Regions from separate parts of the Homo sapiens genome. Here region 1 is linked to region 2. A link is an interaction called in ENCODE POLR2A ChIA-PET data of the cell type or tissue named here. Cell type or tissue: PC-9. All regions are shown on one strand. Each heading gives the region's core, and the rest is flanking DNA. Links, peaks and the distances in the headings are about the cores only. Region 1 overlaps LOC105374903 (a long non-coding RNA gene). Region 2 has its middle 99 kb from the start of RREB1.

Region 1 (5,377 bases), core at 147-5,146, 130 kb before region 2:
GGCTACTCTTTCTCTAGGTACTGATTAGTGCTTACTGCTATGAAGTTTATGTTTCTACACAATCTAAGAACTCATAACCAGAACAGGGAAGTTATTGAGAACACAGAGCAAACCCCAGCGACCCATTTTTCTAGACACAGTTCATTCCTCAACCCCATGCCTTACAGCAGATTGTCTGAAGAAAATACCTTGGCTGCCTATGCATAAACTGCATTTTGACTACTCTTAACATGGTTTCTTTTTGTGTTCTGGGACATTAATGGAAGTCATCAAATGAAAACAAAATAAGGGGAAACATATTTGGTAAAACCCTATAGTTTTGGAGAGGCAGAGTATGAGGAAAACTCTTTAGTATGGAGAGGCAGAGTATGAGGAAATGAAAGTGTAAATGGTTTGCCAAGAGGTGCAGTGACTCACGCCTGTAATCCCAGCACTTTGGGAGGCCAAGGTGGGTGGATCACTTGAGGTCAGGAGTTCGAGATCAGCCTGGCCAACATGGTGAAACCTCGTCTCTACTAAAAACACAAAAATTAGCTTGGCACGGTGACAGGCGCATGTAATCCCAACAACTGGGAAGGCTGAGGTAGAAGAATCGCTTGAACCCAGGAGGCAGAGGTTGCAGTGAGCCAAGATTGTGCCACTGCACTCCAGCCTGGGCAATAGTGTGAAAGTCTGTTTTAAGAAAAAGAAAATGTGGATGGTGCCTACATGATGATCGTCGCTAACATGTATCAAATCTTTGCTATGTATAGACCACTGTTCTATGTCTTTAAATAAATATATTCTCTCATTTAATCTGCTCCTCCAAAAACAAAAAACAAAAAAACAAAAAAACCCAGCCAAACAAAAACTACACAGTTGTTACTATTATTATTCCCAGTTTCTCAGTTTGGAAACTGAAGCACAGAAATGTTAAGAAACTTGTCTAAAGACACACAGCACTTAGCAAGTAGTGGAGTTTGGATTTGAAGCCAAGCAATGCTGTTTCTTCTCGTGTGTGTGTGTGTGTGTGTGTGTGTGTGTGTGTGTGTGTATTTACTTTCCATGGTACATTAGGTAGAAATGGGTTCATTTGTAAGTTTCAGAAAAACCCAAAAATAACTATAGCTTGTCAGAAATGCAAGTTTGTAGCCAGGCACAGTGGCTCACGCTTGTAATCCCAGCACTTTGGGAGGCCAAGGTGGGCAGATCACAAGGTCAGAAGTTTGAGACCAGCCTGGCCAACACAGTGAAACCCCGTCTCTACTAAAAATACAAAAATTAGTTGGGCATGGTGGTGTGCGCCTGTAGTCCTAGCTACTTGGGAGGCTGAAGCAGGAGAATTGCTTGAGCCTGGGAGGCAGAGGTTGCAGTGAGCTGAGATCGTGACACTGCACTCCTGCCTGGGTGACAGAGTGAGACTCCATCTCAAAAAAAAAAAAATAAAAATAAAAAGAAATGCAAGTTTATATAGCTTTCACATAAATAGTAACGGTCAGCAGTCCAGGGTTGCAATACTGGCCAAGATCGTCAGGAACCCAGGCTTCTTATCAACACAGAGCTTCTACCTCATGGCCCAAAATGGCTACTGAGCTCCAGCTACCACATCCACATTCTAGCCCGCAGCAAGTAGGAAAGAGAAATAAGGACACACCCCCTCTCTTTAATACTACTTCCCAGAAGTTGAACATGATACTTCTGCTTTTAGTCCATTAGCCGTAGCTTTCCCCTTGACCATGCCTAGATCCAAGTGAGACCGAGGAAAGAAGCCTTTGCCCTTGAAAGGTATGCTAAAATTGTGGGTTATCATTACTGATGAAGCAGTGAAGAACGGGTATTAAAGAGTAACTAGCACAGTCGGCCATACAGTAGTAGAGGAGATGCATTCACGGAACCCCAGTGTGAAAAGGCATTTTGAAGAACTCCAGTGCTTATCTGATGCTTAAGTCAATTCCACAGCATTCCTCCCTACCGATTGTCCTCCCCTCCCTACTAAAAAAAGAGAGAGGCTTGAAGCAACCCGTCTGATGTCTGGACATTGCTTCCATCAGTTGAGCTGATATCCAGTTGGTCCTATTTCATCCCCTTGAGGGCATTCACATTAACTCTCAAATCTAAGTTCTCTCAGACCTAAGAATTCAGAACTAATAATATTTGGAGACATTTATCAAGTCCCACCCCTAGACTCCTCTTCTCCAAATAACCACCCACTGTGCTCTCAAATACCCCTCCCTGTCATCCTCCCAGTGTGCTCACAGCTCTCTGAAGGTGTCCTACCTGGAATCCTGGGAGTGGGTTTACACAGAGGCAGCTTACAGCTCTCAGATAAGATGCATCTATTCACCTACATCTACAGTGGCTTCTCAGAGAGCTTTAAGACTTTTGACAGTTGCTTCACACTTTTAACTCAGAGTGTTTGACACCTACCAAAGCTACAAATCCCCCCAGTGGCCGTTTTTACTGTTGATTTGGGGCTCTGATGCAGAACCTGACATCTCCCTATCTTACCTTCTCCAGTTGATGAGGCCTCTTTATAGGCCTGAACCTATAAAGATAGTTGTAAATCCTGAGTCCATCCATCAACAAACCCTCTGTTCCTCCTACCTCCATCTGCAAGTTTGGTAATAACTCTATGACTTCATCCAGCAGAAGACTGTGAAGGGCAGGGTCACCCCTGAAATCCTCCCTCCGGGTGACATTGATTAATTAAGCAGCTGCTCTGTGGCAACAGTGAAAACTGGTTTGGATGTATGTTGCTGCCATAGTGACATCCAAGCAAGCAGCTAAGAACCCCGAGGCCTTAGCTGTTGGCAGCATTTTCTACCAGAGCTTTCCTTCCACAGGGAGAAGATTCCCAGAGCCCTTAGGAGCCAGGATCTGGCGGTTGGGAGATAGCAGTCATTCATGCATGCATGCATTCATTCATTCATTGTTCATTTGTTAAATATATATTGAGGTCTTCTAAAGCTAGATGTGCTATGTCCTGAGAATAAAGGTGAACAAGACACAGTGCCTCCCCTCAAGGAGCTTGTCAGTCTAATGGAGAGTAAAATTGCAGACAGAAGGACTCTGTGGAAAGCTCCAGACAGGTCATGTCACTCCTCTGCTCAATACTCTACAATGGCTCCCATGCTCCTCAGAGTAAAGGTCAAGGTCCTTCCCACAGCCCCGTGGGACCTGGCCACCCCATAGCATTTATCCATCCTCCTGCTCTTTTCCTCCTTTTCTCCTCTCTAGCCACACTGGCCTCATTTCTCCTGTCTTCAGGACTTTGTACCATACCTTTAGATGCCATGCCATACCATACCATACCATACCATACCATACCATACCATACCATACCATACCTCACCATACCATACCTCTAGACGCTCTTCCCCAAATAGCTAGATTGCTCACTCCCTCCCATCCTGCAAGTCTTTCCCCAAAAGAGGCCTTCTCAGGGAGGCCTTGTCTAGCCACCCCATCTAAAATGTCAACACCCCCAGTATTTCATATCCTCTTCCTGATTTATTTCTTCTTCTCAAGACATCTTCCTCTCTAATATTCTCTACCCTACCTCCTAATCTTGCTTAATTTCTATCTCTGCCCACCAGCATGCAAGCCTCCGAGAGCAGCAGGGAGCTTTGGATTATTTTGGTTTTGTTTTGTTTTTTTGTATTTAGAGCAATTAGTGACTAATACAATATATAGAAGAGGGGGGAAGAGAGGAAGGAAGGAAGGAAAGAAGGAAGGAAGCAAATGAAATTTTCAATATAACCTGGCACCATGGAAGCACACAGAAAAGCCTCCTAGCCCAGCCTTGGGAAGCCAACAGGCTTTCCTGAGAACTGTAGAATGAGTCAGAGTTGGCCAGGTAAGGAGCAGACAGAAAGGTAATTCCAGGAAGAGGAAGCAGCACACACCAATGGCCACACCTGCAGGGAGACCTAGGTGCCGTGGGAACTCGGTGGCTGGAAGCTGCATACAGCTGAACGTGGCACAGTGGCGAAAGGAGGGCGGGGGCTGAGTGGAAGAATCCTGCAGACCATGAGAAGGTGTTTAGAATCCATCAAGAGAGCAGAAGGAGGCAGCGGAGCAAGCAGCCAAGTGCCATAACCAGATTTTCCCTTTACAAAGGCCAGAGTGAGGAAAATAGATGGGAGGAGAACAAGACTGGAGGCATAGACATCAGTTAGGAAGATGTTTCACTCACTCCACTGAAAGACGCTAATGGATGAATTAGGGCAGGAGTCAGCAAATATTTTCTGTAAAGGGCCAGATAACAAATATCTGGGGCATCTTCGGCTCTGTCTTTTTAGCAAGAAAAGAAGCCATGGGCCGGAGCAGTGGCGTAGGCCTGTAATCCCAGCAATTTGGGAGGCTGTGGTGGGAGAATCACTTGAGCCCAGGAATTCGAGACCAGCCTGGGCAACAAAGCGAGGCCCCATCTCTACAAAAAAATTTGAAAACTAGCCAGATGTGGTAGTACATGCCTGTAGTCCCAGCTACTCAGGAGGCTGAGGTGGGAGGACAGCTTGAGCCCAGGAGTTCGAGGCTGCAGTGAGCTGTGGTTGTACCACTACACTCCAGCCTGGGCAACAGAGTGAGACCCTGTCTCAAAAAGAAAAGAAAACAATAAAGAAATCAGCCATGGGCTGGGCACCATGGCTCACGCCTGTAATCCCAACACCTTGGGAGGCTGTGGCAGGTGGGTCTCTTGAGCCCAGGAGTTTGAGACCAGCTTGGGAAACATGATGAGACACCATCTCTACAAAAAAACAAACAAACAAAAATTGCCAGGCATGGTGGCGCATGCCTGTAGTCCCACCTACTCAGGAAGCTGAAGTAGGAGGATCGCTTGGGACCTGGGAGATTGAGGCTACAGTGAGCCGAGATCGCACCACTGCATTCCAGTCTGGGTGACACAGAGACCCCATCTCAAAAAAGAAATCAGCCTTGGATGGTATACAAATGAATGAACATAGCCATGTTCCAATAAAACTTTATTTACAAACCAGTCAGCAGACAGATCAGGCCTAAGAGCCATAGTTTACTGACTCCTGAATTAGGGGGTAATAAAGAGAAATCCATGTATTGAAAGAATGTTTAAGAGCTACAACTAGTAGAGCTTAGTGATTAATTGGCTTTGGGAAGCAGTCAAGGAGGTACCAGTGGCTGAAACAATCAGCACCCATGCCCATGAGTAGAGGCTGACCGTGAGTCACTCGGAGAATCTCTGTATCTTCCTATTTCCAAGAAATCAGTGAAAAGTTGTGCAACTTTTTTAGTGTAATGTTAAAAAAAATTCTTCTATATGTGGGATAAAATTGTCACAATGCTTAAGAGGATACATAATAAAATCTCAATTTTCTTCTCCCTTGATCCCCGCTTCCCAGTTCCCGGGCTTGCCACCGTG
Region 2 (5,377 bases), core at 160-5,159:
TTATCCCAGCTACTCGGGAGGCTGAGGCAGGAGAATCGCTTGAACCCAGGAGATGGAGGTTTCAATGAGCTGAAATTGTGCCACTGCACTCCAGCCTGGGAGAAGAGTAAGACTCCATCTCAAAAAAAAAAAAAAGGCAGGGAAAATTAAATAACCACGCTGGCTTTGTCTAGATGCTTTCCCTTCCAGCTCCCACCAGCCCTGCCTTGATGCCATTTTCCTATCTGTGCAGCGACATGATGAGTGTTCCAAGGTCATGCTAAACAGTGACCTCTGGACTCATCTCAGATGCATGCAGAGACTCTTATTTAGAAAGAAATAAGTCTCATTATTTCCTTTTAATAAGTTCCTTTACATTTTATACTAAGTGTTTTTTTTAAAAGGAAATTCCAAATCTAAATTCAGTGCTTGAGGGGTACAAACATGCTTGCTTAGACCTTTTTATCATAATCACGAGAATGAGAAAGGAGGAGAGCATTCCATCACCCACACATTTTCTGTATCAGACCACATCTGTTACATTTAAGTGAGTAGCGATACTTGGCAAATATGTCATGCACCTTCCTGTTTCATGACCTACAATTTTAAAAAATGATCTGGGCCAGGCACTATGGCTCATGCCTATAATCCCAGCACTTTGGGAGGCTTAGGCAGGAGGATCACTTGAAGCCAGGAGTTTGAGACCAGCCTGGGCAACACAGACCACCAAGTCTACAAAAAATTAAAAATAAAAAAATTATCCAGGTGTGATGGTACGTGCCTGAGGTCCCAGCTACTTGGGAGGCTGAGGTAGGAGGATTGCTTGAGCCTAGAAGTTCAATGCTACACAAGAGCTATGATCACGCCACTGCACTCCAGCCTGGGAAACACAGTGAAACCCTGTCTTGACCGGGCATAGCGGCTCAAACCTGTAATCTTAACACTTTGGGAGGCTGAGGCAGGAGGATGGCTTGGAGCCCAGGATTTTGAGGCCAGCCTAGGCAACATAGCAAGACCGTTTTTGCAAAAAAAAAAAAAAAAAAATCAAAACATTAGTCAGGCATGGTGGCATAGGCCTGTGGTCCCAGCTTCTTGGGAGGCTGAAGTGGGAGGACCACTTGAGCCCAGAGGTTGAGGCTGGAATGAGTCACGATTGCACCACTGCACTCCAGCCTTGGCAACAGAGTGAGACCTTGTCTCAAAAGAAAAGAAAGAAAAAGAAAAAGAAACCCTATCTCTCAAAAAAAAATAAAAAGTAGCCAGGTGTGGTGGCTCATGCCTGAAATCCCAGAACTTTGGGAGGCTGAGGCAGGAGGATCACTTGAGGTCAGGAGTTCGAGACCAGCCTGGCCAATATGGTGAAACCCTGTGTCTACTAAAAATACAAAAATTAGCTGAGTGTGGTGGCATGTGCCTGTAATCCCAGCTACTCAGGAGGTTGAGGCAGGAGAATCACTTGAACCCAGGAGGCAGAGGCTGCAGTGAGCGGAAATTACGCCACTGCACTCCAGCCAGGGCAACAGAGTGAGACTCCATCTCAAAAAAAATAAAATAAATAAAAATAAAAAGTAGAATCATACAATGTTTGTCTTTTTGTGACTGGCTTACTTCACTTAGTATAATGTCTCCAAGCTTCATTGATGTAGTATGTAGCAAGATTTCTTTCCTTTTTAAGGCTGAATAATAGTCCGTGTAGGTATACACCATATTTTGTTTATTCATTCATCCATGAGTAGACACTTGGGTTGCTTCCACCTGTCGACTATTGTGAATAATGCTACTGTGAACCTGGGTGTACAAAAATTCAATACAAATTTTAAGAATTGGTGAGCCATATGTGTCTAGGAAAATAAAGCAGATGACCTCTATCTCACTGGTACCAGGAAATCACTTATTTCATGGAATCAGAAAATGTTAGAGCAGGAAACAATTATTAAATCATCATCTATATTTATTTATAGATGAGGAAACAGACATGAAGAGACTTAACTAGGATGGTTTGTAAAATGTTCAGTTCCTACGTTTGGGGAGAAGGAGCTGTTGAAAAGAACCCCTCTCCCAGGCAAAATTTTCTACCCAACTTGTCATGCCACATACCTCAAATTCCCTACATCACAGATTTATTTACTTCGATGAAGGCACTGGTAATTTTACCAGGAATCTCCTAGTAAAATAAAAATAGCTCCAAGGGAAAGCCATTGTTGACCCACAACCCTTTGTCTTGAAAGACTGGTTTTCCATGAAACAATAAGCTTAGAGTGGCGCTCTTAGGGAATAGAGCCTGCCCAGGGGAACTCAAAGAGGAGGTGGAGTCTCCAGGAATTGTCAGCATAGACAAGCCACAAGGAAACAATCGCCTCTTGAAAAGCTCCAGGCATCCAGGGGTAGTCAATCCCCAGAAAAGTCAAGCTAGAGAAGGCCAAAGACCAACTCAGGCAGCATTACAATGCTGGCTAGCTCTTTACGCCATGTTGGGCTTCATGTCAAAATATAAGACTTCGCCATCAGTGCTCTGGGGCCAGGACTCAGTTCAGGATGTTCGTGGCATATTTCACCAGGCTTTCTCAGTCACATGAGCAAAGACTCTTTTTTTCATTAGCAAGAATGGAAAATGCCCAAATGCATCACCAACTGAGGAAATCATTTTGTTTCAACAGATTTCAATCTCTCTGGCACCAAAACGTGTTTCATGATGGAGCTGAGGGAATTCTGTCAGCAAAATGCAGTGTTCTAAGACCAAGAGAACTCCATTATAACACAGCTCGTTAGCACAAGGATCTGAACATTCCTCGGGTCAGAGACTGCTCTCTATAAACACAGCAACCAAGTTCGATTCTTCAGTAGAGTGTTATTTCTACCTCCAATTCCAAAGCTATGAAGTGGTTCCTTCTTATGCCTGCAGAAGAACAACAAGATTTGAAAAGAGAATTATGGTAGACCAAGGAAAGCATGCACCTACAAATATGTTTGACAATATCCACAAATGATGGATAGAGCCTTTTGCAATCCCAACATCAAGGCGGATGAGACCAGAAAACCTGCTATTTGTTAAAAAATCATAAAACAACATCTAATTGGCCAATAAGAAATGAGATTTACTGTTCTATCTGCAGGTGAGTCAAGAGAATGTAGAAACTGGGTAATTAAAACAAAGTCAGGCCAGGTGTGGTGGCTCATGCCTGTAATCCTAGCACTTTGCAAGGCGGAGGCAGGCGGATCACTTGAGGTCAGGAGCTCCAGACCAGCCTGGCCAACATGGTGAAGCCCTATCCCTGCTAAAAATACAAAAATTAGCTGGAAATCGCTGGAACCTGGGAGGCAGAGGTTGCAGTGAGCTGAGATCGTGCCACTGCACTCCAGCCTGGGCAACAGAGCAAGATGCTGTCTAAAAAAAAATAAATAAATAAATAAAATGAAACAAAGTCAGAGGTGCGGCTTGGTGGCTCACACCTGTAATCCAGCACTTTGGGAGGCCGAGGCGGGAGGATTGCTTGAGCCCAGGAGTTCGAGACCAGCCTGGGCAACATCATGAGACCCCATCTCTACAAAAAATACACACACACACATACACACAATTAGCCAGGCATGGTGGCCTGTGGCTGCGGTCCCAGCTACTAGGGAAGCTGAGTTGGGAGGATGGTTTGAGCAGGGAAGGAGGAGGTTTCAGTGAGCTGAGATTGTACCACTGCATCCCAGTCTGAGCAACAGAGCCAGACCTTAAGAAAAGAAAAGAAAAAAATAAGAGAAGAGAAGAGAAGAGAGAGGGAGAGAGGGAGGGAGGGAGGCAGGGAGGCAGGAAGAAGGGAAGAAAGGAAGGAAGAAAGGAAAGAAAAGAAACCTGGCTGGGCACGGTGACTCACAGCTGTAATCCTAGCATGCCACTTCAGCTCAGGAGTTTAAGACCAGCCTGGGCAACATAGTGAAAGCTCATCTCTACAAAAAGGTTTTTATACAATTAAAAAAAAAAGCCAGATACCACAGTAATTAAGACAGTTTACACACATTAGCTGTATAGTTTACTAAACTAGGAATCAACCATACTCTGGGGAGAACCCAGAAAACAGTATTTCTGGGGCCCTGCCATTGTGATACCTATAGTATGTGATAAGTAAAGTCCACAATAACAAAATATAGTAAGTTCACAACAATTTAATCTAAATAATAAAAATTAAATTGTAGCATTACTCCAATTCCCGTGGTAGTAATATTCGGCTTACTTCACTGACAAGGTAATTGTTAATTGAGCCAACATCTGCTTTATCCTCTCCCATGTCCCAGTAGGCCAAGCTCATATGACCTATTCCAATCTTCCCCAGAGGCCTTCCTATCTTGTGTCTCAGCAGCCTAAGGAAGCATACTGGACTGTATTAAGCTAGCCCCTAACCAACAGAGCCCACGCTGCAATCTTTTTTTATGGATCTTACCACGGAGTGGACAGCCCCCAGAACTGGGTTGGGATTGTCAGAGACACCACTAAAGGCTGTCCTCTCCAGCACTTGTAAGCTTGGTTTCATTTTTCCATTAAAAAAAAAAAAAAGGAACATATGGCTAGGCACAGTGGCTCACGCCTGTAATCCCAACACTTTGGGAGGTCGGTGGATGGATCACCTGACGTCAGGAGTTCGAGACCAGCCTGGACAACATGACGAAACCCCATCTCTACTAAAAGTACAAAAATTAGCTGGGCATGATGGTGGGCGCCTGTAATCCCTGCTACTTGGGAGGCTGAGGCAGGAGAATCGCTTGAATCCGGGAGGTAGAGGTTGCAGTGAGCTGAGGTTGGGCCATTGCACTCCAGCCTGGGTGACAAGAGTGAGACTCTTATCTCAAAAAAAAAATAAAAAAGTATATACACAAAACACATTATATTAGTACGTCCCTGCTATAATGACTATAGAGGGAGGCACGGAATATTCCTTTGATCAGTTTGGTTTATATTTTTCCAGCACTTTTCCCAAGCATTTATATATATGGCTTATAACCTGTTTTGCAACTAGAGTTTTTGTTTAACAAATATGGCTCAGATCCTAGGTCTTCTGCAGGTTTCCTAGAGGCTTTTTAGCAGGGACATGAGAGAAGGTTTGGCCTCTACAGTGCCCCCTCAGAAACTGTCCCTTCAACCTGTTCTCTCTGTCAAGCCTCTCGCACTTGAAGGAAAGTCGCATCAAAGCAAAGGGGCTGCCTGTCTCTACAACATGCTCTGGCAGGAGGGCTGGGCTCCAGCCAAGCCAGAAACCACACTGAAAACCAGAGATCCAAATAAAGGTAGCAAATGAGAGAAGGTAGCACATCTAGGAGGCCATAGGGTAGATCGAGCAGGAGGCCAGGACCAAGGGCTCAGCACCAAGAGCAGGAGGAAGACAGACACAGGCAGGGGTATCACGGGTATGATGCATGG

Evidence for each region. Peaks named below come from ENCODE experiments on the same cell type or tissue, not always from the same donor. Only the 100,000 strongest peaks of a DNase experiment are listed, where the experiment ranks them.
Region 1: POLR2A ChIA-PET joins it to region 2 with 5 read pairs; 1 of 35 experiments calls an interaction of 5 or more read pairs at or near these places.

Annotation. Positions count from the first base shown.
Region 1 is chr6:6,879,323-6,884,699 of GRCh38, forward strand. The region is part of intron 1 of LOC105374903 (a long non-coding RNA gene); the gene reads right to left. Among named protein-coding and RNA genes, the nearest start is that of LINC03055, 3.7 kb to the right of the region's middle. In PC-9, for the core only: no CTCF peak of the experiment used is centred there; DNase peaks (open chromatin) are centred at 369, 2,689 and 3,889; H3K27ac peaks cover 2,611 bases.
Region 2 is chr6:7,006,479-7,011,855 of GRCh38, forward strand. No RefSeq gene overlaps it. Among named protein-coding and RNA genes, the nearest start is that of RREB1, 99 kb to the right of the region's middle. In PC-9, for the core only: no CTCF peak of the experiment used is centred there; a DNase peak (open chromatin) is centred at 2,163; H3K27ac peaks cover 1,397 bases.